Linked DNA regions of Homo sapiens: region 1 is linked to region 2. The links are chromatin loops, found by intact Hi-C in ENCODE. Cell type or tissue: heart left ventricle. All regions are shown on one strand. Each heading gives the region's core, and the rest is flanking DNA. Links, peaks and the distances in the headings are about the cores only.

What was found. Peaks named below come from ENCODE experiments on the same cell type or tissue, not always from the same donor. Only the 100,000 strongest peaks of a DNase experiment are listed, where the experiment ranks them.
Region 1: a loop joins it to region 2, with 2.0 times the contacts of the local background. A loop is called at or near these places in 4 of 110 quality-filtered maps.

The regions. Positions count from the first base shown.
Region 1 is chr7:74,218,288-74,228,042 of GRCh38, reverse strand. LAT2 (linker for activation of T cells family member 2) reads right to left here. Exons shown (of 14, transcript NM_032464.3): 5 at 8,256-8,299; 6 at 8,035-8,083; 7 at 7,789-7,826; 8 at 7,424-7,459; 9 at 7,309-7,339; 10 at 6,351-6,406; 11 at 4,260-4,319; 12 at 3,846-4,025; 13 at 3,283-3,404. The coding sequence ends at 3,301. Among named protein-coding and RNA genes, the nearest start is that of LAT2, 13 kb to the right of the region's middle. RefSeq lists enhancers at 4,289-4,338, 7,106-7,954. In heart left ventricle, for the core only: no CTCF peak of the experiment used is centred there; a DNase peak (open chromatin) is centred at 1,132.
Region 2 is chr7:74,301,695-74,313,132 of GRCh38, reverse strand. All of the region lies in intron 1 of CLIP2 (CAP-Gly domain containing linker protein 2), which reads right to left. Among named protein-coding and RNA genes, the nearest start is that of CLIP2, 18 kb to the right of the region's middle. RefSeq lists enhancers at 4,582-5,220, 6,028-6,172 and a cis regulatory region at 6,095-6,105. In heart left ventricle, for the core only: no CTCF peak of the experiment used is centred there; DNase peaks (open chromatin) are centred at 6,082 and 6,613; H3K4me3 peaks cover 1,003 bases.

The sequences.
Region 1 (9,755 bases), core at 1-2,500, 80 kb after region 2:
CACCACACCTGGCTAATTTTTGTATTTTTAGTAGAGATGGGGTTTCCCCATGTTGCCCAGGATGGTCTCGAACTCCTGACCTCAGGTGATCAGCCTGCCTCAGCCTCCCAAAGTGCTGGGATTACAGGCGTGAGCCACTGCGCCTGGCCTCTTCTTTTTGTTTTTGTTTTGAGACAGCGTCTTGCTCTGTGGCCCAGGCTGGAGTGCAGTGGTGCAATCACAGCTCACACAGCAGCTCAACCTCCTAGACTCAAGCTATCCTCCCGCCTCAACCTCCGAGTAGCTGGGACTACACGTATGCGCCACTACACCTGGCAAATTTTTGTATATTATGTAGAGACAGCGTTTCACCATGTTGCCTACCCCTGTCTCCACTGCTGCCACCCCTTGCCCAGATGGCACCAGTGCCTGGGTCCTTCCTGGGCTTCCTGTACCCACTCTCCCAGTACCCATTTGTCTGCCCAACAGCCAGAAAAATTGAATTAGAAACATCCAGCCAGTCTTTGTACAAAACCTTCCCATTAGCCAGGCATGGTAGCTCATGCCTGTAATCCCAGCACTTGGGGAGGCTGAGGTGGGCCGATCACTTTAGGTCAGGAGTTTGAGACCAGCCTGGCCAACATGGTGAAACCCCATCTCTACTAAAAATACAAAAATTAGCCAGGTGTTGTGGCGTGTGCCTGTAATCCCAGCTACTCGGGAGGCTGAGGCAAGAGAAACCTGAACCCAGGAGGCAGAGGTTGCAGTGAGCCGAGATCACGCCACTGCACTCCAGCCTGGGTGACAGAGCGAGACTCCCTCTCAAAAAACAAAATAAAATAAAATAAATACAAATTGGCCGGGTGTGGTGGCAGACACCTGTAATCGCAGCTACTCGGGAGGCTGAGGCAGGAGCATCGCTTGAACCCAGGAGGCGGAGTTTGCAGTGAGCCAAGATTGCACCATTGCACTTCAGCCTGGGCGACAGGAACGAAAAAAAAAAAAAAAGAAAAAACAACCTTTCTATCTCCCTCCCTCCCTCCCATCTCATGCAGTAAAACCCCAAGTGCTGGCCCTGCCTGGTCAGCCTCCCCACCAACGGCCTCGACCTCCACTAGTTTCCCCTCACCTGCTCCTCCCTGGCCCCTGGCTTTGCTCAGACCTGTGGGGCTCACTCCACCCTGGGGCCTCTGTTGTCCCCTCTGCCTGGATGTCCTTCCCCCAGATGGGGTGAGGAAGGGAGCTCTGAAAGGCTTCCCTAGCCGCCTTCCTTAAATTGCAACACTGCGTCTTGCCCACAACCCCACACTACTTCCTGCCCCGCTTCCCTGTTTTGTTTCTCTCTGCCAGACTTACCACCAGTGAACATGCCATGTCTTCTTATCTGTTTTCTTGTTGTTGTTGTTGTTTTGACAGGGTCTCACTCTGTCATCCTGGCTGTACAGTGGTACAATCATAGCTCACTGTAGCCTTGAACTCCTGGGCTCAAGCGATCCTCCTGCCTCAGCCTCCCAAGTAGCTGGGACTACAGGTACACACCACTATGCCCAGCTAATTTTTAAATTTTTTTTTTGAGATGGGGTCTTGCTCTGTTGCCCAGGCTTGAGTGCAGTGGCACGACCACAGCTCACTGCAGCAACCATGGCTCATTGCAACCTTGACCTCCCAGGCTCAAGTGATCTTCCCACCTCAGCCTCCCAAGTCAGTGGGACTCTAGGGCATCCACCACCATGCCTGGCTAATTTTAAATGTTTTTATAGAGGCTGGACATGGTGGCGTGTGCCTGTAATCCCAGCTACTTGGAAGGCTGAGGCACGAGAATCGCTTGAACCCAGGAGGTGGAGGTTGCAGTGAGCCGAGATGGCGCCACTGCACTCCAGCCTGAGTGACAGTGATACTCTGTCTCAAAAAAAAAAAAAAAAAGTTTTTGTAGAGAGAGAGGTCTTGCTATGTTGCCCAGGCTGGCCTCAAACTCAGAGGCTCAAAGGATCCTCCCGCCTCAGCCTCCCGAAGTGCTGGGATTTATAGGCATGACCGCTGTGTCCAGCCCTATCTGTTTTCTCTCTCCTACCAGAATGCAAGTTCTAAGGGGTCAGGGGTTTGCTGTTCTTTATGTTGGTGTTCCCAGCACCTAGAGCAGGACTTGCCCGTAGCAGGGGCCCAGTGGATACTGGTTGAATGAATGACGTGGGGCTCTGCACATTTGGCTCAAACTCCTGCACCTGCCTCTGGGGCTGACTCTTGACCACCCAGGTTCACTGTGGTTTCCACCCTCCAGCCTGCTCGCTGAGATGACGGCCTGGGTCTCCCAGATGGGGACTTTGGGCAGCCTTCAAGGCCCTCTGGGGGTCCATCGTGCTTCCCAAGCAGTAGACCCAGCCTAGGCTTTGATGTCTGATGTCTGACCACTGGGGATTCCATCTCCTCCTCCCCTTACTTCAAGATGTGGCCTTGGGCAGGTGGCTTAACTGCTCTGTGGCTTTGGGTGCTAAGAGATGGTGCACGTGTGAGCGCTTAGCGCCGCACCATCTCACTGGCCTGCGGTGGCTCCTCAGCGCGTCTCAGCCACTGTTACATTTCCCAACGTCCCTGCCTCCTGTCTGTTTCCAGCATTGACCGAGTGCCTGCTGGGCTGAGGCTTTGTGTGCAATGTCTGTTTTTTTATTTATTTATTGAGACGGAGTCTCGCTCTGTCACCCAGGGTTGAGTGCATGTGATCTTAACTCACCGCAACCTCCGCCTTCAGGGTTCAAATGATTCTCCTGCCTCAGCCTCCCAACTAACTGGGACTACAGGCACCCACCACCATGCCTGGCTAATTTTTTGTGTTTTTAGTAGAGATGAAGTTTCACCATGTTGGCCAGGCTGGTCTCGAACTCGTGACCTCAGGTGATCTGCCTGCCTCGGCCTCCCAAAGTGCCGGGATTACAGGCGTGAGCCACCGTGCCCGGCCGTGTGTGCGATGTCTTCTCTGAGAGGTGGGCACCAAGTGAGGAACTAAGTTCTGGGAGGTTGTCACTTGGTCCAAGGTCGCAGCCAGGAGGATGCAGTGGAGTTGGGAGACCCACCCGGTGCCCACTTCTTTGCCCCTGAAGTCACCAGAATTCCCTGCCTGACGCCCCTGGCCAGAACAGAGGAACAGAGTCGCCAAGCTGCCCTCTTGGAGCACCCATGGGTGCACCCTGTAGCCCCCACCATGGCCCCTCCACCCACACTCTCGGCTGTTCCCTTGGATTGGGGGTCCTGCAGCTTGGCAAGACCTCCAATCCTTGGCCCACGGCAGCTGGAGAGCAGGGGCTGTACCTTTCTTCTTGGTCTGCCCTAGGCTTCTGTGGCTGCCACCTCCCCATTCACGTAATCCGGTTCCCCGTCCTCCTCGTCTGGGCTTCCCACCGGGCCAGGGGATGCTTCTCTCTGGAGTTGCCCTGTGGACCAGCGGGCAGACAGGTCATCGAGTGGTTCACATGGAGACACCCATGACTGCTCCCCCAGACTCAGACCCCCAGACTCCACAAAACAGCCCGCGGGAAATGCCACGCCCGACAGGTCCTGGCGGTGTGTGTCTGTCCTGTCTCTGGGATTTGCCGGAGATCGTCCTGCTGTGAGAGCAGGTGAATGCGTTACTCCATGCATGCAGCTGGATGGGGCGGCCTGCCCGGGAGGACCTGACCCCACCCTGGAGGCTGGGCGGCTGCCAAGGGCCGTCCTGTGTGGTTCAAGGTCTCTGCAGCTGCTCCTGCACCCAGGCATCACTGCGGGGTTAGCTGGACTGGCTGGAGGGAAGCCCACTTTCAGCCTGCCCTTCCAGGCCAGTCCCTCAAGCCTGCCCTAAGTGGACCACCCTGCCTCTTCTCCCGGCCACCTACCCATGACCTTCCTGGACTCGCGCCACTGATGGATGGATGCTGAGTTCTGATAATCCTCAGATTCCTCATCTTCTTCCGGGGAGGCAGAGGGACAGAGACCAGAAGTGGGGCCAGTCTTCAGGGCCAGTGACAGGCTGAGGTCCCCTCTGCAGAGGCCACCTATGCCCTCCTGCTGGGCACCTGCAGAGAGGGAGAATAGGCCCCCCTTGGCTCAGTCCCACAGAGGCACCAGGAGCCAATAGAGCTGCCTCCGAGGATAGTAGGGGCAAGGCTCTACCGAAAGGTACCTGGGGATCCGAGAGCCTTCAGGCTTCAAAGTGGGGGCGGCCTTTGAGCAGTGGGGAGTGCAGGGGCACCTGGCCAAGGAGGCCTGCTGCTCCCAGCCCCAGCCTGCCTCTGGCTGGGCAGCCTCACCTGTCTCTGTGGTTTTCTGCTTGCAAATGAGCACATTCTCGTAGGAATTGGCATCATCATCTGCAGGAGAGAGAGGAGTGGGCACGGGGGTGTGGGCAGACCCTGCAAAGCCTGGCTCATCCTCCCGCTCTGTCCTGCCTTCCCTTTGCAGGGGACCTCTTCCGCCAAGCCCTAGCCCTCTGGGTCCCCCGGGACCTCAAGCCTTCTTCTGGATGAGCTTCCTAATGGGTGCTGGCCTGGTGCCCCTGCATGCTCTTCCCTGAGCCCTGAGCTCCTCTGTCTTCTTTGTTTCTTGTTGAGACGGTCTTGCTCTGTCACCCAGGCTGGAGAGCACTGGCAAAGTCAGCTCACTGTAGCCTCCAACTCCCGGCTCAAACGATCTTCCTACCCCGCAGCCTCCTGAGTAGCTGGAACTACAGGCATGCACCACCACGCCCAGCTAACTTTTAAAATTGTTTGTAGAGAGGATCTCGCTGTGTTGCCCAGGCTGGTCTTGAACCCCTAAGCTTAGGCAATCTTCCCAAAATGTTGGGATTACAGGCGTGAGTCACTGTGTCCAGCCTCTGTCTTCTGAGATCCCCTCCATATGCACTCTGGAGGGGGTACTCTGCGGGGGCTGCAATTCAGGCCCATGCCGGGTGGCTGGAGAGAGGGAGGGAGGCAGGGGCAGCCTCAGGGGTTCATCTCTATAATCAGGAGCTCTCCCTAGAGCCACTGCCGGGAAGGGGCTGGACTCTTCCAGATAGGGCAGGGCAGGCTGAGGATGCTTTGCTCGGGGACCCAGGCTGAGTATGGCACCTCAGCGCCTGGCACCCCATCTTGGCCTTGTAATGGGGAAGCTGGGCTCTGACTGATGCCCCACCCAAAATCCATCAGTGATGTTGGGGGTCCTAAGAAATGAGCACTGCCAGCCTGGCGGGGTGGCTCATGCCTGTAATCCCAGCACTTTGGGAGGCCAAGGCGGGCGGATCACCTGAGGTCAGGAGTTCAAGACCAGCCTGGCCAATATGGTGAAACCCTGTCTCTACTAAAAATACAAAAAATTAGCCAGGCGTGGTGGCAGGCGCCTGTAATCTCAGCTACTCGGGAGGCTGAGGCAGGAAAATCGCTTGAACCCGGGAGGCGGAGGTTGCAGTGAACCAAGATCGTGACATTGTACTCAACCTGGGTGACAGAGCAAGGCTGTGTCTCAAAAAAAAAATGGAGGTGGCAGTGGTGGGGGGCAGAAGAGGACCCCCCAACACCATGGTCCTACCCAGTATGGTCCAGGCAGGAGCCAGGTCATGGAGCTGGATTCAAACCGCAGGCCCATGCACCTCTCAGCAGGCACTGCCCACCCTGAGTCCTCAGTTGCCCTTTTTTGGGGGGATTTTTTTTTTTTTTGAGATGGAGTCTCACTCTGTTGCCCAGGCTGGAGTGCAATGGTGCGATCTTGGCTCACTGCAGCCTCCGCCTCCCGGGTTCAAGCAATTCTCCTGTCTCAGCCTCCCAAGTAGCTGGGATTACAGGCATGTGCCACCATGCCTGGCTAATTTTTTTTTTTTTTTTTTTTTGTATTTTTGTAGAGATGGGGTTTCACCATGTTGGCCACACTGGTCTTGAACTCCTGACCTCAGGTGATCCACCCACCTTAGCCTCCCAAAGTGCTGGGATTACAGGGGTGAGCCACCACACCCGGCCTCTCAGTTGCCCTTCCTATAAAGCAAAGGCATTCAGCGACCAGGTTTCTGGTGGCCTCAGAGCCTGCAGGGATCACCATCCCAGGTACCTTCTGGGGTCAGGAGAAGATGCTCAGTCCTCGTTGACAAGGACCTGGCCTCCCCCCACCTCCCCAAGCCAGCCCTCTAGTTCCCTGCCCTGTGGCCCACTCCTCTCTCCCACGCCCTGTGCCCACAGCTCTCCCACGCTGACCCGCCCGCCCCCTATCCCTTCTTGGCCCCCGCCTGCAGCACCAGCCTCCTTCTGTCCACCCAACCGGCTCTGCCGATTTACCCGAACCCAGGCCCAGCCTCCTCTCCTGCCTGGAGGTATGGCTTCTGCCCTGAGCTCCCACACCACTTCCTCCACCTCCGGCTTTGTCCTTCGCCTCACCTTCTGGGGGCTTCGAGAACCGCCCCCAGTTGTAATACTCCATGGCAATGGGGTCTCTGGCCAAGAAAACATATACAACACAGGTTTCAGGGCAGGCTGGAGATCGGGTTGGGGGCTCCATAAGGGGGCGGTGAGGCCAGGGCTGCTCCCACCATTGCTCCTCTTGGGGGCCATGGGGGTCTGCCAGGATCTCCTCTCTGATTCCCCCACCCCCACTTCCTGGGACCCCTGAGCCACCAGGGGCTGGAGCCACTTTTTTTTTTTTTTTTTTTTTTTTTTTTTGAGACAGAGTCTCTGTCACCCAGGCTGGAGTACAGTGGCATGATCTCGGCTCACTGCAACCTCAGCCTCCCAGGTTCAAGCGATTCTCCTGCATCAGCCTCCCGAGTAGCTGGGATTACAGGCACGCACCACCATGCCTGGCTAATTTTTTATTTTTAGTAGAGATGAGGTTTCACCATGTTGGCGAGGCTGGTCTTGAACTCCTGGCCTCAGGTGATCTGCCTGCCTTGGCCTCCCAAAGTCCTGGGATTACAGGCATGAGCCACCGCACCTGGTGAGCCACCTTGCTATGTGACCTTAGGCCATTCCCCATCGTTTGCCCATCTGTGAGATGATGCAACACCCCCGAGGGATTCTGGGTGTCCTGTAGCTTGTCTTTGACTGGGTGATGCTGAATGAGTCTCTATCCCCCGCCCCTGACACTCTGTGTCCCAGAGCAGGGCAAAGTCCAGTCCCCCAAACCCAGGGTTACCTAAGAGACAACAGTGTCGCCCAATGCCTGCCTGCCAGGAGAAGGAGGGGAACCTGGATGCCTCGTTCTAGTGCAAGAGGTGGTTCCTGGACCAGGAAGCCCAGGGCTGTGGCAGGCAGGTGGGGCAGGGGGAGAGGTGGGGCAGGGGGAGAGGTGGGGCAGGGGGAGAGGCGAGGCAGGGGGGACAGGATCAAGGTCACTCACATGTAGGCTTCCTCCGACCCGTGTCTGCTTCCTGCGGGAGGAGGCGAGAATTGGGCCTGAGCCCCTGGGTGTGGCCCCCACCATGGCCTCCCCCTTTCTCCAGGAGCCTACCTACCTTTGCTGAAGTTCTGGTACCTGGAAGATGCTGGATCTGGAAGAAAGACCCAGCTAATTGCTTTCTCCCCTGGCCCCTGCTTTGCACCCAGCTCGGGTGCTGCAGCCCAAGGCAGGGCCAGCTATTTCCCGTGTCTGAGCCTTTGCAGTGCTCCCTGTCCCCTCAGTGGGGCATGTGCGAGTGTGCACCCTCCCCCTGCCAGGCCGATTCCAGGAGCCTGCCCTGCCCCAGCCTGTGTGTCTCTCCTGGGGAGGCCTCGCCTGGCCCCGCAGCCCCCACTGCACGACGCCTGTCCCATGGGGTTTTCGCCTGTCTTAGTCCCAGCTTGGCTAGGCCTGTCCCTGTCCCTGCCCTGTGCCACTCACCCTCCAGGCTGGGGTAGAATTGCAACAGCTTGTCCTTCCTGCAGGGAGGGGGAAGGAGGGAGTTAAAGGAGGGGCTGTAGGGGAGAGGCCCCCCAGGACACATCCCCCCATACCCCTTGTGGGGCCTTCATAGCTGAGCCCTGGAGCTCTGGGACTCGGGGAGGGAGGGAGGTCTTGACCTGGGCTCACCAGGTGAGGACCTCCAGGACTTTCATTCTTGTCACTTCCTGGGGGACTGTGACCTACCTTGTGGGTGCCATGTCCGCCAGGGGTCCTGGCCATGCCTGCCCGACCACTACAAAGGGCAAGAAGTGGGGTGTTGGCTGGGCCCCCAGCTAGCCCAGCCCCCTCACCCCATCATCCCCCCACATCAGGCCTGGCCACGGTCTCAGGTCAATGGGGACCGAGATAACTTGATAGGGACACCCCCAACCCAGAGCCCAACCCGGGGACACTTGGAGACTCACAGGAGTAGGTCCGGGACCCCGTAAAGCTCTGTTGGTCCTCACGCCTGGAAATGCATGGGCTGTGCTGAGCCTGGGCCTGGACTCCCACAGCCCAAGAACACAGGGACAGGAGGGAGGGACAGGCAGGGATGAGGAGGGAAAGCAGAGGGACGGACTGGGGCGACAGTGGGGAGGAACTGCTGCCCTTTCAGGCCTCATTCTCACGGCTCCCCATGCTATCCCCATTCTCTGGCCCCTCCGTGCACTGGGTGCCCAACCCTCACACAGGGCCCTGGGCTGGAGCCCGGCTCTCAGCCAGACCCATCCCTGACATGGCCTCAACAGGGCCACATCCTGCCGGTGGGTCCCAGGCCCCTGGAGACGGGTCAGGAGGGGTCTGTGGACAGGGCTGTGGAGGTAGCCCTGAGATTCTGGGGCATGAGGGTGAATGAAGGCAGGTGCTCAGGGACCCAGCAATGACTTGGGGTAAATTATTTCAGCCAGGAGTGACGATGAGGCTGCCTCCCACCTGCTGGTCCCAGGGAGCGTTTGCAATTCCTTAAAAAAGCACACACTCACCCCGTCTCTACTAAAAATACAAAAAATTAGCCGGGCGCGGTGGCGGGCGCCTGTAGTCCCAGCTACTCGGGAGGCTGAGGCAGGAGAATGGCGTGAACCCGGGAAGCGGAGCTTGCAGTGAGCCGAGATTGCACCACTGCAGTCCGCAGTCTGGCCTGGGCGACAGAGCGAGACTCCGTCTCAAAAAAAAAAAAAAAAAAAAAAAAAAAAAAAAAAAAAAGCACACACTCTAGACCCGGCATGGTGGCTCACACCTGTAATCCCAGGGCTTTGGGAGGCCAAGGCAGGCGAATCACCTGAGGTTGGGAGTTCAAGACCAGCCTGACCAACATGGAGAAAACCCCGTCTCTACTAAAAATACAAAAATTAGCTGGGCATGGTGGCGCATGCCTGTAATCCCAGCTACTCGGGAGGCTGAGACAGGAGAATCGCTTGAAGCCAGGAGGCAGAGGTTGCAGTGAGCCAAGATCATTCTACTGCACTCCAGCCTGAACAAAAGTAAATGTGGCTCCATCTCTAAATAAATAAAGAAATAAATAATAGACTATTCCTAGCCTTCCTTGCACCAAAGTGTGGCCATGGATTAAGCTCTGGTCTATGAGATTCAAGCCAAGGTTGTTGATATTTCCAATAAATCTTTTTAAACGGGGGCACTGGCAACTGGGAGACACCCTTTGTATCCTTGTTCATTCTTTCTTCCTGCTGCTGGGAATGCAGAGATGAGGGCCGGCACCCCAGCTGCCATCTTGGACCATGAGGTGCTCTTGAAAATGGAAGCTGCCATTACAGATAATGGAGTGGATTAGCTCATTATTAAAGCAGGTTTGGGGGCTCCTCCTCTGAACCAGAATGGGTACCTGGCCCAGCCTTCCAAGCTCCTTGAAGACTGGGGCTCAGGGTGACCTGATTTAGGAGAGATACCCTAAATCCACAGGAGAGAGT
Region 2 (11,438 bases), core at 4,855-7,354:
TGTTGCCCAGGCTGGTCCCAAACTCCTGGGGTAAAGCAATCCTCCCACCTCAGCCTCCCAAAGTGCTGGGATTACAGGTGTGTGCCACTGTACCTGGCCTTTTTTTTTTTCCTAAACCTATTTGAGGGACAATGTCATTTGCATTTCCAAAAAAATTCTGATGAATACAGATGCCAACCCACAATGCTCGCGTCAGGAATGTGCGTGAGGGCATCCGATGAGTCAGCAATGCTACTACCTGTCCTGGCACATCCGAGTGAAGGATCACTTCCTCCCTCAGACTGGCAGTTTTAAGAGCAGAGGAAAACAAGCTGCCCCCAGGCACACAGCAGTGGAGCCGACATGCCGGGGTGCGCCCACGAGAGCACTGGGCATGCCTGCCAGCCCTGGCCCTCAGGGCTGCTAAATCCAACATTCCAACGCCCCTGGTGCCCCGGGAATTCTGGGGGCCGGGAGTCAATCATGCTGGGGTACAAGGCTGCTCCCTTCGTCCTCAGAACCTGGCCCTCCTGGTGGCTTGTTCAATGAGGGAGCCGGACTGTGAGCTTTGGGCACAGCTCTCCGAGAGCTTGGTTAGGCTGGGTCAGCATTTCCAATGCCAGCAAAGGTGAGTGGGGATGGTCTCTGGTGACAGTAAATATCCCACCTTGTGGGTGACCAAATGAGCCTCCTGCTCCCGTGGCTCAGCTGGGGGACCCTCTCACCTAGGAATTCCAGATGCAGAGAAGGGAGAGCATTGCTGAGACTCAAGTGAGGTGCAAGGAACTCCCTCCGCCTCCTGACCCCCGCCCCCCCACCAGGGCCTCTTCTCTGCCCAAAATCCCTCCCACAGAGAAAACAGTTATAAATCGTATCTAATAACAAACTTTCATTATTTTATTTATTTATTTATTTGGAGACGGAGTCTTGCTCTGTCACCCAGGTGGTGCAATCTCAGCTCACTGCAATCTCCGCCTCCCAGGTTCAAGTGATTCTCCTGTTTCAGCCTCCCAAGTAGCTGGGACTACAGGCGTCCCATTGCCACCACATTGGCTAATTTTTGTATTTTTAGTAGAGATGGTGTTTCACCATGTTGGCCAGGCTGGTCTTGAACTCTTGACCTCAAATGATCCACCTGCCTCAGCCTCCCAAAGTGCTGAGATTACAGGTGTAAGCCATCATGCCTGGCCCGACTTGCATTCTTTTCTTTTTCTTTCTTTCTTTTTTTTTTTTTTTATTCTTGAGATGTGGTCTTGCTCTATCGCCCAGGCTGGAGTGCAGTGACACGATCATAGCTCACTGCAGCCTCCAACTCCTGGGCTCAAGCAATCCTCCCGTCTCAGCCTCCTGGATAGCTAGGACTACAGGTGCACCCTACCATGCCTGGCTAATTGTTTTTTATTTTTTGTAGAGACTGGGTCTAGCTACATTGCCCAGGCTGGTCTCAAACTCCTGGGCTCAAGCAATCCTCCTGCCTCTGCCTCTGGAAGTGCTGGGGTTACAGGTGTGAGCCACCACGCCCAGCCAGGGCTGGTATTCAGGAAACATAATGAACTCTGCAACTTGCTAAGAAGACAACAACCCAATTAAAAATGGGTGAAAGGTTTGAATATACATTTCACCGAAGAAGATATACAAACAGCCCATAAGCACATGAAAAGATGACTAACATCATTACTCATCCAGGCAATACAGATCAAAACAAGAGATACCACTTCCCATCAAGGGAAATGGCTAAAAATTTGAAAAGCTGACAATACCAAGTGCTGATGAGGATGCAGAACAACTGAAATGCTCGTAGTGTTGGTGGAAATAAAAAATGGTACAATCACTTCGGAAAACAGTTGGGCAGTTTCTTAAAAAGTTAAAAATAGTGGCCGAGTGCAGTGGCTCATGCCTGTAATCCCGGCACTTTGGGAGGCTGACGCGGGCAGATCACGAGTTCAGGAAATCGAGACCATTCTGGCTAACACAGTGAAACCCCATCTCTACTAAAAATACAAAAAATTAGCCGAGCGTGGTGGCAGACACCTGTAGTCCCAGCTACTCGGGAGGCTGAGGCAGGAGAATGGCGTGAACCCAGGGGGCAGAGCTTGCAATGAGCTGAGATCGCACCACTGCACTCCAGCCTGGGCAACAGAGCAAGACTCCGTCTCAAAAAAAAAAAAAAGTTAAAAATAGGAGCTCGAGGCAGGCAGATAGCTTGAGCCCAGGAGTTGGAGACCAGCCTGGGCAACATGGCGAAACCCCATCTCTACCAAAAATCCAAAAACAATTAGCAGGGCATGGTGGCGTGTGCCTGTGGTCCCAACTACCTGGAAGGCTGAGGCACAAGAATCGCTTGAACCCAGGAGGCAGAGGTTGCAGTGAGCCAAGATTGTGCCACTGCACTCTAGCCTGGATGACAAAGTGAGACCTTGTCTCAAAAAAAAAAAAAGAAAGTTAAAAATACACCTCCCATATAACCCAACCACCCAAGAGAAGCAAAAATATGTGTCCATAGAAAGTTTTATAAACAAGTGTTCATACCAGCTTTACTCATAACAGCCCAAAAGTAAAATCTCCATCAACCAGTGCCTGTACAAACAAAAGTAGGGCAGCTGTTTTTCATTTTAATTTTATTTTTATTTTTGAGACAGGGTCTCACTCTGTCACCCAGGCTGAGTGTAGTGGTGCAATCATGGTTCACTGCAGCCTGGAAGTTCCTGGGCTCAAGTGATCCTCCCACCTCAGCTTCCTGGGTAGCTGGGACCAAAGGCGAGTGCTACCATGCCCAGCTAACTTTTTATTTTTTGCAGCTGGAGTCTCACTATGTTGCCAAAGCTAGTCTCGAACTCCTGGACTGAAAGGATCCTCCTGCCTCAGCCTACCAAAGTGCTGAGATTACAGGATTGAGCCGCCATGACCAGTCTTCATTTTTATTTTAGAACAGAGACAGGTCTCTGTCACCCAGGCTGGAGTGTGGTGGCATGATCATGGCTCACTGCAGCCTCGACCTCCTGGGCTCAAAGAATCCTCCCACCTCAGCCTCCCCAGTAGGGGACTACAGGCATGCGCCATCACGCCTGGCTGAACTTTTTTTTTTTTTTTTTTTTTTTTTTTTTTTTTTTTTTTTTTGTAGAGACAGGGTCTTGCCATATTGCCCAAGCTGGTCTTGAACTCCTGGACTCAAGCAATTCCCCCCACCTCAGCCTCCCAAAGTGCTGGGATTAAAGGTATGAGCCACCATGCCTGGCCCAAAGTGGTATATTTATATAATAGAATACTTCTTAGCAATAAAGAACTACTGATATGTGCAACATAGATGAATGCTTTTTTTTTTTTTTTGAGATGGAGTCTCGCTCTGTCACCCAGGTTCAAGCGATTCTCCCGGGTTCAAGCGATTCTCCTGTCTCCACCTCCCAAGTAGCTGGAACTACAGGTGTGTGCCACCACGCCCGGCTAATTTTTGTATTTTTAGTAGAGACAGGGTTTCACTATGTTGACCAGGCTGGTTTCGAACTCCTGACCTCAGGTGATCCACCCGCCTCAGCCTCCCAAAGTGCTGGGATTACAGGCGTGTGCCACCACGCCCGGCCGGATGAATGTTTAAAACATTTTGCTAAGTAGAAGAAACTAGACACGAAGGACTCCATATTGTATGAATCCGTTCATATGAAATTTCAAAACCGTATACACAGAATGCAGATTAGTGGTTGCCTGGGCCTGGAAACACAGATTGGCTGCAAATGGGCACAGAGAACTTTCTGGGTAGTAGAAATGTCCTAAAACTGGGGTGTGGTGATAGTTGCACAACTCTATGTTTATACTAGAAGTCATCAAACCATACAATTAATTTTTAGTAGAGACGGGGTTTCATCATGTTGGCTAGGTTGGTCTCAAACTCCTGACCTCAGGTGACCCACCTGCATTGGCCTCCCCAAGTGCTGGGATTACAGGTGTGAGCCACTATGCTGGGCCCAAACCATACACTTAAGATGGGAGAGGCCGGGCATAGTGGCTTATACCTGTAATCCCAGCACTTTGGGAGGCCGAGGTGGGTGAATTGCTGGAGCTCAGGAGTTTGAGACCAGCCTGGGCAACATGGCGAAAATCTATCTCTACAAAATAATACAAAATGTAGCCAGGTGTGGTGGTGCATGCCTGTAGTCCGAGCTACTGGGGAGGCTAAGGTGAGAGGATTGCTTCAGCCCAGGAGGTTGAGGCTGCAGTGAGCTGTGATCACACTACCACACTCCAGCCTGGGTGACAGAGTGAGACCCTGTCTCTAAAAAAGTTAAAAAAATTTTTTAAAAAGGGCCGGGCATGGTGGCTCACGCCTGTAATCTCAGCACTTTGAATACACATTTCACCAAAGAAGATATATAAACAGCCCATAAGCACATGAAAAGACGGCCGAGGCAGGCAGATCACTGAAGGTCAGGAGTTTGAGACCAGCCCGGCCAACGTGGTGAAACCCTGTCTCTACTAAAAATACAAAAATTAGCTGGGCGTGGTGGCACACACCTGTAGTTCCAGCTACTTGGGAGGTGGAGGCAGGAGAATCGCTTGAACCCGGAAGGCGGAGGTTGCAGTGAGCTGACATCGCACCACCATGCTCCAGCCTGGGCAACAAAGCGAGACTCCATCTCAAAATAAATAAATATAAATAAATAAACAAACTAGATTATGAATGAATGAATGAATGATACTTACCCAAGAGGTGAGAAGTCCAGGACACCATTCTCACCTCCTTAGGACATAGCACTCAGGTCTGAGTGGCTTGTGGTGATCAGCCCAGCTGGTCAGACACCACAGGTCATCACACAGCCGGTCTGGCCTCCCAACCAGCCAGCATCCCCTCTGAGGCAGAGATCAGGCGTGAGAACCCTGTCCCTGGCACTGGAGGCTCCTGCAGATGACCCTGCAGTCCTTACCACCCGCCTGACACTGTCCCACCTCCCAGAGGCCACCTGTGTCTTTTCTCCCACCTGCTTCACTTCTCCTATTTGCATTACCTACTGACACCTAGCCTGATGCCACCTCCTCCAGGAAGTCTCTCAGGACCTTCGGCCCACAGAGACCTCAGGATCACATGTGGAGCCAAGGAGGAGAGAGTATGCTGTTCTTGTCTGTCTTCGTCATGCCACCTGGGAGCTTACAGGCAACTTCAGGCAGGGCCATAGTCTCTCCTCTCTGGGAACCCAGCCTGAGCCATGGTGCCTGGCACAGAGCCATGATCTGGAATTCCCACGACAACACACCTACAGCCGCCCAGAGGACACAAATCCCCAGAAACACTACTCCCAGGGAACGCTCCCAAAATTAACCTCCAGCCCTCCTGAACCACCCCCCAGCAGCCTCCAGTATGAAGAACCTACTGTTGCCGGGCACGGTGGCTCATGCCTGTAATCCCAGAACTTTGGGAGGCTGAGGCGGGCAGATCACAAGGTCAGGAGTTTGAGACCAGCCTGGCCAACAGAGTGAAACCCTGTCTCTACTAAAAATACAAAAAAATTAGCCAGGCATGGTGGTGGGCACCTGTAGTCCCAGCTACTAGGGAGGCTGAGGCAGGAGAATCACTTGAACCCAGGAGGCGGAGGTTGTGGTGAGCCGAGATGGTGCCATTGCACTCCAGCCTGGGCGACAGATCGACACTCAAACAAAACAAAACCAAAAACAAAAAAACGAACCTACTGTCTACCAGGCATTGCACGAATGTGGCCTCATGTCCTCCCCAGCCCCTGCACAAGGCAGAGGTCCTCTGACAGGTGGAGCTTCCCGAGTGCAGAGAAGTTCGGGGACTCAAAGTCACACACTGCTAAGTGGCTGTCCTGGAATCAGACCCGGGTCTGGCCCTTCCCTACCTCCCATCCTGCCGAGCCCAGCCCTGGAATAACATTTGTGAGCCCCCTGGCCTCTGGGGACAGCGTCCGCCTGCCACGGCTCACAAAGGAAACCAAAGAGCTGGCAGGAGAGGAGAACCAAGGCGGCATTCAGTCAGGCCCGGCCACCCTTGCTGTGGGAGGGGGAGAAGGGTGCAGAGGGGGAGCAGCCCCCCTGTCCCCGAGGAGCACCCGGAAGGGGAGAGGGGAGAATAGTGAACAGGAAGAAGGGGGAGGCCACCTGCCCTCGTGTGACTCAGCTGTGCTGGTGGGACAGAGGAAGAGAGAGGGATTCTTGGAAAACGCTGGGACTTGATGATAAATTGGCCTCTGGCCACACTGTGGCCGACGTGGGAGGCGGGGAAGCCTGGGGCAGTCCCAGCTCCAAACCCCAGACTTTCTCCGAGTGGCTGTGAGCCCTTGGCCCAGAGAGAGCCTCAGTTTCATTACCTGTAAAATGGGGTACAAGTGTCACCACCTCCTGGGAGTGAGGCAGAGAAGACACCCCAGGAGTATGCCCGGCTGCTCGGGAAGGGGACTGTCACTACTCTCTGGAGGCCCTGGTGCACAGGACGGACAGGCGAGGGCGGGGTGGCATTCAGACCAACAGTCCCCCTTTTGTGCCACCCTCCGATGCCGTTTCCCAGAGACAAGCCCCGGCTGCATTTCACGCCTTCCATTTCAGCTGCCCGGGGGTGGCGGGCTGCAGCCTCGGAACTCTGCCAATCAGGGCCCCGGCGGAGGGGGACGGGTGCCAAATAGAGCAGTGGAAAGCCCATCTTGGTTTGGCGGGCCAGCCTCATCCTGGGGCGAGGGAGGCAGGAGCCAGGAAGCGGGCACGCCTGCAGAGACCCCGGACGTGGCTCTCTCCCGGAGGGGCAGGTGCTTGGCAGGGACACTGCTGCTGGCTGGGGTGGGTCACATCCAGCCTTCACCAGAGCCCACTCTCTCCAGGGCCCTCGGGGGTCCCAGCAGCTGGGGTGCTCATGCCCACACTTCCTGAGGTGTAACCCGCAGTCCCCACAATCAGGCCCCAGAGGTAGGCTCAGCACAGCCCCTGCCCACATGCCACAAGCCCTAGGGCACCAGGCACAACAGCACCTCTCGGAGGAGCAAGGGACCCGTAACCGGGAGCCTGGGCAGGCAGCACCTGCGGGGCAGAGGGTCTGGGATCCCGCAAAGGAAACTGACCACACTCTGCCAGGTCCACCCAACACCCAAGGATCTGGTGGGGCTGGAAGGCAGCAGGGGATCTAGAGAGTATGAGAGACAGGCAGGGTCTCCTGGACGTGCCCCAGCAATCAGGCTGAGGGGATGAGGGGCCACAGAGAGACTCCAAGCCAGGGGTCCCCCACAATCAGACAAGCACACCAGCAAGACCGCTCTGGGAGCTGAGGATGATGGTGAACTGGCAGCAGGGGCGGTGGGGGGGGGTTGGGGTGCAGGGAGAGAAGCCAGCTGGGGGCTGCTGAGATGGAAGCAGATCCCTAAAATGTGACCGGGTGCGGTGACTCATGTCTGTAATCCCAGCACTTTGGGAGGCCAAGACAGGAGGATCACCTGAGGTCAGGAGTTCAAGACCAGCCTGGGCAACATGGCGAAACCCCATCTCTACTAAAAATAGAAAAATTAGCTGGGCGTGGTGGCGCATGCCTGTAATCCCAGCCACTTGGGAGACTGAGGCAGGAGAATCACTTGAACCCAGGAGGCAGAGATTGCAGTGAGCTGAGATGGTGCCATTGCACTCCAGCCTGGGCGACAAAGTGAGACTCCGTCTCAAAAACAAACAAACAACAAACAAAATGAGGCCTGATCTGGGACAGAGAGGGGACACTGGGAGGGAGGTGGGGGGAGGTAGGGGCTGCAGCAGAGAACTCAAAGCAACCACAGGGCACAAACCTGAGGGCAACCCAACGACAGGTGGGCAGGAATGGGACCAGCCTTTGCGGGGGAGGCCAGGCTGCACAACCCACCAGCTGAGAGACAGAGAGCTGCTGTGCCTCCCCAGGAACAGGAAAATGCAAACCCAGGGTGCCCCATCCAATGGGCAAGTCAAAAGGCCTGGCAATGCCAAGTATTGGAGAGGGGGCAGAGCAGTGGGTGGGTGGGCACGGATGGCACAGTGCCTGGGCTGGACAGGGAACGTAAGTGTACAGTGGAGGGATGGATGGTCCCCTAGAGGGTCCTCCCTGGCAATTGGCCTGCCTGCCCTGGAGCCACCCACAGGATGAACTCCATTGTAAGAGCAGGGAGGGGTGGTTTGGTGGTGGGAGGGGACTGGGGTGGGGTAACTGGGGACTTTATTTATTTATTTATTTATTCATTCATTCATTTATTTATTTTTGGAGACAGGGTCTCCCTCTGTTGCCCAGGCAAGAGTGTAGTGATGCAATCATAGCTCACTGTAGCCTTGAACTCCTGGGCTCAAGTGATCCTCCTTCCTTAGCCTCCCGAGTAGTTGGGACCACAGGTGTATGCCACCATATCCGGCTAATTTATGTAAAGAGAGGATCTCACTATGTTGCCCAGGCTGGTCTTGAACTCCTGGCTTCAAGTGATTCTCTTGGCTCAGCCTCCCAGAGTGCTGGGATTACAGGCATCAGCCACCATGCCCAGCCTTTGTTATATTTCTAAGGTTTGTTTCCTAGCCCTATGGGGTGCACATGGGTGTTCAATGTATCCTGTCTACTCCTTTGAATATCTAACAGATTTCTTAAACTTTTTTTTTTTTTTGTCAGAGTCTCCCTCTGTCGCCCAGGTTTTTTTGTCAGAGTCTCCCTCTGTCACCCAGGTTGGAGTGCAATGGCGTGATCTCGGCTCACTGCAACCTCCACCTCCCGGGTTCAAACCATTCTCCGGCCTCAGCCTCCCGAGTAGCTGGGATTACAGGCATCTGCCATCATGCCCAGCTAATTTTTGTATTTTTGTAGAGATGAGGTTTCACTATGTTGGCCAGGCTGGTCTTGAACTCCTGACCTCAGGTGATCCACCTGCCTTGGCCTCCCAAAGTGCTGGGATTACAGGCATGAGCCACCATGCCCGGCTTCTTAATCATTTTTTTAAAAGAAAAATAAAGATAGGCTAGGTACGGTGGCTCACGCCTGCAATCCTAGCACTCTGGGATGCCAAGGCAAGATCATTTGAGGCCAGGAGTTCGAGACCAGCCTGGACAACACAGTGAGACCTCACCTCCTATTAAAAAAAAAAAATTAGCCAGGCATGGTGACACACACCTGTAGTCCCAGCTACTTAGGAGGCTAAGGTGGGAGGATTGCTTGAGTCCAGAAGTTTGAGGCTGCAGTGAGCTGTGATCTGTGATCCTGCCACTGAACCCCATCCTGGGCCACAGAGCAAGACTCTATTTTTTTTTTTTTTTTTGAGACCGAGTCTCACTCTGTCACCCATTCTGGAGTGCAGTGGCACGATCTCAGCTCACTGCAACCTCCGCCTGCTGAGTTCAAGCGATTCTTGTGCCTCAGCTTCCCAAGTAGCTGAGCCCACAGGAGTGCACCACCACAACTGGCTAATTTTTGTATTTTTAGTAGAGACGGGGTTTCACCATGTTGGCCAGGCTGGTCTCGAACTCCTGACCTCAGGTGATCCGCCTGCCTTCACCTCCCAAAGTGGTGGAATTACAGGCGTGAGCCACCACGCCTGACCTAAGACCCTATTTCTAAAAAAAAAAAAAAAAAAAATAAGAGACACAAGGGGAGGGAGAAGGAAACATTATCTCCACTGCACAGCCACCAAGAGGCAAGCCCCCAACAGAGAGGACCCCAAAATGCTCACTGCCAGGCCAGGCTTTCTGAGCCAATGGTGAGCCCTTCTCTGAGCATGAAGGGGGCTCCCCAAGCCCTACCCAGCACCCCAATGCCCACACATGCACTAGAATGCCAGTCCCACCCCAATCCTGCACCATGCAGAATCCAGCAGGGGGTCTTGGGTGTAACACCACTCCAGGCTGGCACCTCACCTGCTCCACGGACCCCACTGCCCATCCATCCCACACAGCTTTGTTTGCATTTGCCCAAGGCTCAGGGAATCTGAGAAGGTTGACTTAGGTCACCCAGTGGTGAAGCTAGAGTCTCCACATCCTCCCTGACCAGGGCAAGAAGAGGGCAGGGCTGGACGGCCCCTTCCCTGTGAGTCTTGCCGGCTCTGAGGCGGAACCTGAAGCTCTGAGCCTTATACCCACTATCCCTCAGGCCTGGGAGAGCTGATGGGAGGGTGCCCGGCTGTCTGTACTGCTGTCTCCACCCATACTTGGTCAGTCTTCTCTGCCAGGCCTGCGGGGAGCTGCAGCCCCAGCTGTGCAGGCAACACACACAGCTGCTGGCCAGCAGTAGAGGTACGAGGGAGCCCCAGGAAGAATGGGGTGGGGATAAATCCCGAGCTGCCCTGAGAGCACCCATTGGCCTGGCGGCCATCCAGATAGTGGGGACAGCTGACAGCCAGCGTGGGGATAGGGCCTTGCCCCAGCATCACAGCAGATCCAGGGCTGGAACCCAGGCTCCACAAGCCCACGTGGCTTCAAACAGGAGGGAGGGAGATGAAACTGGCAAGACCACAGTGGATAGTGTGGACCAGGTTTACACAGTGCAGGGCTCTGGGCTCCTGGGCTGAGCAGGGCAGGACAGACCCAGGCCAAGTGCCCCAGTCAAACCCCAACTTCTCTGGCACCTGCAGCTGGGAGACAAGCAAGGGTTGAGTCTAGAAGCCTGGGTTCCGGTCCCACATGCTACCTTTCTCACTATGTCCGAGCTCAGGGCTGTGGTTCCTCAGTTTTAGAGGAGGCATCTTCTGGCCAGGCCTGGTGGGAGGCTGAGGTGTGTGGAACACCTGTGGTCAGGAGTTCGAGACCAGCCTGGCCAACATGGTGAAACCCCATCTCTACTAAAATACAAAAATTAATTGGGCGTGGTGGTGTGCGCCTGTAATCCCTGCTACTTGGGAGGCTGAGGCAGGAGAATCGCTTGAACCAGGGAGGCGGAGGTTGCAGTGAGCTGATATCGCGCCATTGCACTCCAGCCTGGGTGACAGAGTAAGACTCTATTTCAAAAAAATTTTTAAAATAAAAAAAATAAAAAATAAAGGAGGCATCTTCCTTGCCCTGCCAACAGCCTGAGGGACCACAGGGCCCTGGGAACGCCCAGCCTGTCTGTCTCGCGGGAGCTAGACACACACACAGAGTTGGCATGCTCAGAACCACCAGCCACAAAAAAAGGTCCAACGCTGAAAATAACCCACACATCCATTACCATTAGAATGAGTCAATAAGGCCAGGCATGGTGGCTCGTGCCTGTAATCCCAGCACTTTGGGAGGTCAAGGCGGGTGGATCACTTGAGGCCAGCAGTTCGAGACCAGCCTGGCCAACATGGTGTAACCCCATCTCTACTAAAAATACAAAAATTAGCCTGGTGTGGTGGAGGGCACCTGTAATCCTAGCTACTTGGGAGGCTGAGGCAGGAGGATCACTTGAGCCCAGGAGATAGAGGCTGCAGTGAGCCGAGATCACGCCAGCGCACTCCAGTCTTAGCAACAGAGCAAGACTCTGTCTCAAAAAAACAAAAAAAACAAAACAAACAAACAAAAAA